Linked DNA regions of Homo sapiens: region 1 is linked to region 2. Evidence: chromatin contacts called from ENCODE Hi-C or POLR2A ChIA-PET data. All regions are on one chromosome and are shown on one strand. Each heading gives the region's core, a stretch centred on a gene start or an enhancer-like site at or near the end of the contact. The rest is flanking DNA. Distances are from core to core; before and after follow the strand shown. Region 1 holds the start of ZNF821 (zinc finger protein 821). Region 2 overlaps ST3GAL2 (ST3 beta-galactoside alpha-2,3-sialyltransferase 2).

Region 1 (2,806 bases), core at 218-2,717, 1.5 Mb before region 2:
GATCATCTCATAAAAGATTTAGGGGAAAGACAATTTGCAAGAATGTTCTATGCAAATACCAGGACTTGTCACTTTATCAGCAAATGACAGCATCCTCGTTAGCCCTGCCTTTGTGCAGCCAGTAATCACGAAAAACATTTGCATGATGCTTTTAGCCATTTGTTTTACTTAACTGGCACAACAACCCTCGGAGAGTAAAGGCCAGGAATTATTGCATCATTATCCATTTGACATCTTAGGAAGCAGAGGCTCAGAACAGGGAAGTGACTTGCCCAAAGTCAACAGGCTGGTGGGTGGCAGAGCTGGGGCTCAAAGCCAGATCTTCTAATACCAGATCTCATCTTCTTTCCTCTGCATTCCCTGCTTCTCCAGGTAAGCGATGCCAGGGCAGGCTCAGGCATTCTAGAAGAGAGGAAGAAAAGAAGGCAACAGGAACTAGGAGAGAGAAGGACGTGGACAGGAGGAGGTGTTTGACTAGAAGTGCGTCCAACCAGGCCGGGCACAGTGGCTTACGCCTGTAATCCCAGCACTTTGAGAGGCCGAGGCGGGAGGATCACCTGAGGTCAGGAGTTCGGGACCAGCCTGGCCAACATGGTGAAACCCCGTCTACTAAAAATACAAAAATTAGCTGGGCGTGGTGGTGCACGCCTGTAGTCCCAGCTACTCGGGAGGCTGAAGCACGAGAATCGCTTGAACCTGGGAGGCGCAGGTTGCAGTGAGCGAAGATCGCGCCATTGCATTGCAGCCTGGGTGACAGAGCGAGACTCTGTCTCAAAAAAAAAAAAAAAAAAAAGGTCCAACGGCTCTCCATTGCCCCCAAACATCCCTCAAGTGACAACAGTGCCACAAGTTCCCCTGCCCCTGGGTCTGCAGCCAATGTTATTTTATCAGTTGAGAATCATGTCAGAAAATTAAATACTCAAAAGAAATCTCAAGATTTCCCAGCTCTGAGGTTCTGACAGCTGAACTTGGCCCCTCCCACCAAGGCCCGTGGTCACATTCAAAGCCTCGGGAGCCGAAGCCACCGCGAAGCGTGGGGGAATGAGGCGAAGAGGGTTTGTGACGGTGGTGGGGATCCGGGCTAAGGAGAGGGGGTGCCTGCGGCGGAGCTGTGGTTGGGGGTTGTGGGTTTTGTGGCTGAACTCGATGGTGGGGTAAGAAACCAGGATCGGGGCTGGGTAGGGTGGCGTTTACACGTCCAGGAAGGTCTGGGGGAGCTGAGCGGCTGAGACAGCCAGAGAAAGACCCGGGAATGGGCGAGGCGGGGGGTTCCGGAGCCCTGGAACGCGGGCGAGCCCCTCTCGGGCGCCCGGGATTGGGCGCTCCCCGGAGCCCCTCCTCTCCAGAGCCCCTCTCCTCAGGCCCCGCCCACAACGCCAGGCGCGCGCCGGGCCGCGGGGAAGGGGACCTGGCCGGCGCGGGGGAGGGGGAGAGGGAGGCTCGTGCACGCGCCTCACTAGCTGCGGGTGCGCGAGCCGCGCGCTCCCGCCGCCCGCGTCGCCATCTTTTTCCCCCTCCGTCTGTCTGTCTGCTGTTGGCTTTGTCCGTCTGCAGCGCCGCCCCTCGGCTCCCCGCCACCGGCTCGGCTCGGCCCGGAGCCCCTTCCGCTCGCCGGGGCCCAGTCCCGGAGCGCCCCGGCCCGGCTGGCTTGGGCTGCGGTCCCGGGTCCATTGTCCGGCGGTCCGTCTGTCCGGAGGCGGGGCCCAGGGACCCAGAGCGCAGCGCAGCGCCGAGGCGCCGGGTAAAAAGACCCCCTGCCCTCCCTCCGGGTCCGGGCTGGGGATGCGGGCTCCTCGCCCCCTCGCGGCCGCCGGCTGTTGGTCCTTTTGTCTGCACTGGGGAGAGGGCCGGGGGCCAGCTCCGGCCTAGGGGGGCAGCCCGGGCTCACCCTCCCCGCTTCCAACCCCAATTCCTCCCCGGCCGCTCCTCCTGCTGCCCCTTGGCGCTCTCGGGCGCGGGGCGCGGGGTGCGGGGCCGGGGGGCTTTTGCGCGGGCCGCGGGCACCCCGCCTCCTCGGGCCCCGGCGGGGACGGCCCCGGCGTCTGACAGCCTTGGGTGGAGCTGGGGGAGGGGAGGATGGGCGTGGGCGTGCAGACCGGGGGGTATCAGTCCCCGCGTCTGGGTCTCGCAGAAAAGCTTCTAAATTTAGATTTCGGAGATTGTGTTGTCTAAGGGTTTGTCTGAGCCGCCTCGGAAGACCTCCGGCTCTTGTCAGGCTCTTGTCTGGTAATTCCTGGGAATTTACCTGGGCTCATGCTTGAAGAAGCAGAGGGACCATCTCGGCTGATTAGACACGCCCCAGACCCAACCCCAGGGGTCAGGTGAACAGCCAGGCGGCTAAGTGACCAGCTTTCTTGTCCTCTCCTTTTTGGCAGATACAGATCACTTGGATTCAGTCGAGTTTGCTTTGCTCCGTGGGAACTGCACCAGAGCTGGAGGTGGGAACGCACTCTCTTTTCATCAAGCTGAGATTTCACTCGTTTTTTTTCTTGCCAAAGTCTGTGGTGTGCCCTAGACGCTGCAACCTAATACCTGTGGGAGAGCAGAGACAGTGTTCAGGGGAGACGTTGCACCTTCCCGAGGACTCTTAACCTTGCTCTGAAGACAGACAGAACTGCTTTCCTTTTAAAATGGAATCCCTTTAGACCTGAATCTCACCGTTTACCTGTCTTCCCAGCCCATGTTCAGGCAGCTATCTATTTACATTTTTGGTTTGGTTTGGTTTCAGGTTTTGGCTTGGAAATTGAGGCAGTGTTAAAAGTAAAACAAAATGAGTGACCTTTAGGGCTGTATGTCTCTGGGTTTT
Region 2 (2,890 bases), core at 136-2,635:
GACTCAAGGAAAACTTCCGGCGCTGTGTCCAGTCTCCTCCAATCAATGGCCTTCGGGGGCGGGCCAGCGGCCGCTCAATCCCCACTCCCTCATGCTTTGGGTTAGGGTTTTCTTTCACGCTTTCTGAGGAGGAGAGCATGGCGCGGGCCTCGGCGAAGCACTTCCGTCAGCCTCGGGCGGAGGATCGTCTTAGTAGCTGGCCAGACCTGGAGGAGAGCGGGCGGTCTTTGCGGGCCTCAGGAGATAGGTGGCCGCCCGGCCCCTTTCCCCGCCTGCCCGGATAGGTGCGTGCAGACCCACCAAAGAAAAGCGGTCGCTGCGGGACCCCCAGTCCCACCTCGGCCGCGCTGTGGGATGGCTGCGCCCCCAGGGCTTCCTGCGTCTCCAGGAAGCCGGGAGTGGCGCCCTCTGCGGGGTGGGGTGCTCCCGGGCCGAACTCCGGACAGGTGGAGGGGACAGGGCAGAGCTCGAGGAAGCCCTGTCCCCTTCAGTGCAAGGTGCTGTCACTCACGTGTGCCCTCGACCCTCCCGTTCACCCGCAGCCTTCTCAGCGCCTCTCCCTGGGCCGGAGGCCTCCTCACCAGCCTACCTGTTGCTCTGGAAAAAAATCCCGTCCCCCGACTCCGTCCCTACCCCCAGTCTTCGGCCGGCTCTGGCCCCTGGGGAGGGGGCTGCACGGCGGAAGGAGGCTGGCTATGGGCCCGGCTGCCCGCTGCATGTACCTCCTCCTCCACCCATCGCCTCTTGCCTGGGGGTAACTTTGCCTGGGGCTCATTCTTTGGTTAAGCTGAAGCTGCCGTGGGTGGCCAAACCGCAGATTCTTTGCAAATTCTGAGCTGGCAGAGCTCGCAGCCGGGAGCCGGCCGGGGAAGAGGAGACTTGCGCGCCGCAAGCCGCCTGCCTCCACCCTGCTCTCCATCTCCCGCTCTAGAAGGGCTGGGAAGCTCGCGGCCGGGGTTCCACCTGGAAGCTGCTTGCATGGCTGAACCCAGCTTAGGTCCCTGACGGGGCTGCTGGTGGAATTCTCCCCCTTCGAAGCTGGGGAGGTTTAGGAGGGGGAAGGCTTCTGTGAAGCTCTCAAACCACTAATAGAGCCCCCTCCCCAACAGTGACGGCGCAGATGCTCCCCCTTTTCTTAGTTGACACCACCAGGCAGCTTCCTGGCCGTTGGTAGGTTCCTGCAGCTGGCTGAGGGAACAGGGACCGGCAGGGGACTTTGTTAGGGGAGGGTTGGGATGGGCAGTGGGCCCCTGAAAGTTAATATATTGGAACCTAGCTCGAGTGTCGTTCTTTCCAATTCCGAAAGTAGAAAGAGTAAAAATAGGGGTGATTGGGGTGGGGTTAGTAGAATGCCTCTCTCAGGGCGCTCCCCCCTCCCCCACCGTTTTAGAGAGCTAGGCCTCAGCCAGTCTTGCCACTCCCATCTCAGTGCTTCCTGAAGAGGCTGTTTTGAGTGTTGATGAAAAGCAATGCAATTATGCCAAACAGTATTGAGCAGAATAATTTATTTCTTTTTTTTCTTTTGCTTTAAATCATGAATCCCGCCAGGTACGGTGGCTCACACCTGTCATCCCAGCACTTTGGGAGGCCAAGGCGGGCGGATTACTTAATACTTAAGGTCAGGAGTTCGAGACCAGCCTGGCCAATATGGTGAAACCTCGTCTCTACCAAAAAAAAAAAAAAATACAAAAATTAGCCAGGCGCAGTGGTGCGCACCTGTAATCCCAGCTACTTGGAAGGCTGAGGCAGGAGAATCCCTTGAACCGAGGAGGCGAAGGTTGCAGTGAGCCGAGATTGTGCCACTGCACTCCAGCCTGGGCGACAGAGCAAGACCCTGTCTCAAAAAAATTAAATCATGAATCCCCATCCTGGAAGAGGTAGGTCCCAGCATCCAGCCAGATTTTCTGCAATAGTAATTTAAACACACTTTTTTATTTCCTTCCCTTTCTGAATTAAAAGGAACAAAAAACTGTCTAGTCCTTCATTGTTCTGAAATGGGCATGATGGAAGAAGGCGGGTCTGGTAGGATAGCTGTGACTGATAATGGCTGAGAACGTTGGGGGATATGGGAGGGGCGAGATGACTCCCAGATACCCTCCCCCACCTATACAGGAGGCACCTCATTCCTGGACTCTGCGCTCCAAGACACTGAAATCTGAGCGGGTACAAGCATTTTGGTTAAAAATCAGCTCGTTGTCGCCTCTTGAGTTTCCTCCAGGAGAGGAGTTCATTGGAGAGGATTCCTGGTAGCAGCTCCTCGCAGTGGCTGTCCTGTAACCACTTTGGCCTCTGTCAACATGATGTCTCCAGGTATCCATCAGGCTCCGATACATTTGGGTGGCCACAGGCTGGGCTGTCCCCACCTCTCAGGGAAGTGCATCTAAGTCAGGTTTTCCCCTCTGGCACAGCCCTGCCTCCACAGCCCAATTTCCACCATGCCACAGGCAACCCGCATTTTTATTTATTTAATTTATTTATTTATTGAGACAGAGTCTTGTTCTGTTACCCAGGCTGGAGTGCAATGGCCCGATGTCGGCTCATCCCAACCTCCACCTCCTGGGTTCAAGCGATTCTTCTGCCTCAGGAGAGTAGGGAGTAGCTGGGATTACAGGCATGCACCACCACTCCCGGATAATTTTATATTTTTAGTAGAGACGGGTTTTCTCCATGTTGGTCAGGCTAGTCTTGAACTCCAGACCTCAGGTGATCTGCCCGCCTCGGCCTCCCAAAGTGCTGGGATTACAGGCGTGAGCCAGTGTGCCTGGCCGATTTTTTTTTTTTGAGACTGATTCTCACTCTCGCCCAGGCTGGAGTGCAGTGGTGGGATCTCGGCTCATTGCAAGCTCCGCCTCCCGGGTTCACGCCATTCTCCTGCCTCAGTCTCCCGAGT

The links. Hi-C counts contacts between places; a loop is a spot of excess contacts on that map. ChIA-PET counts read pairs that join two places held with the same protein, here RNA polymerase II (POLR2A). Pooled maps may share reads with other maps.
Region 1: a pooled map shows a loop between it and region 2 (12-fold over the local background). The contact joins the promoter of ZNF821 here to the enhancer-like site in region 2. A Hi-C loop is called at or near these places in 1 of 168 maps with a recorded cell type or tissue (CD4-positive, alpha-beta memory T cell) and 5 of 50 pooled maps. POLR2A ChIA-PET finds 5 or more read pairs at or near these places in 1 of 52 experiments (activated CD8-positive, alpha-beta memory T cell).

What each region holds. Positions count from the first base shown.
Region 1 is chr16:71,882,843-71,885,648 of GRCh38, reverse strand. ZNF821 (zinc finger protein 821) reads left to right here and starts at 1,467. Exons shown (of 8, transcript NM_001201552.2): 1 at 1,467-1,741; 2 at 2,376-2,438. RefSeq lists enhancers at 101-601, 2,442-2,641 and silencers at 1,182-1,941, 1,962-2,081.
Region 2 is chr16:70,378,591-70,381,480 of GRCh38, reverse strand. ST3GAL2 (ST3 beta-galactoside alpha-2,3-sialyltransferase 2) reads left to right here. Exons shown (of 7, transcript NM_006927.4): 7 at 1-2,890. Among named protein-coding and RNA genes, the nearest start is that of DDX19A, 33 kb to the right of the region's middle. RefSeq lists enhancers at 1-19, 50-219. Within about 2 kb of position 1,385, at least 39 of the 41 ENCODE cell types and tissues checked have a DNase peak (open chromatin) inside an H3K27ac peak, as active enhancers do.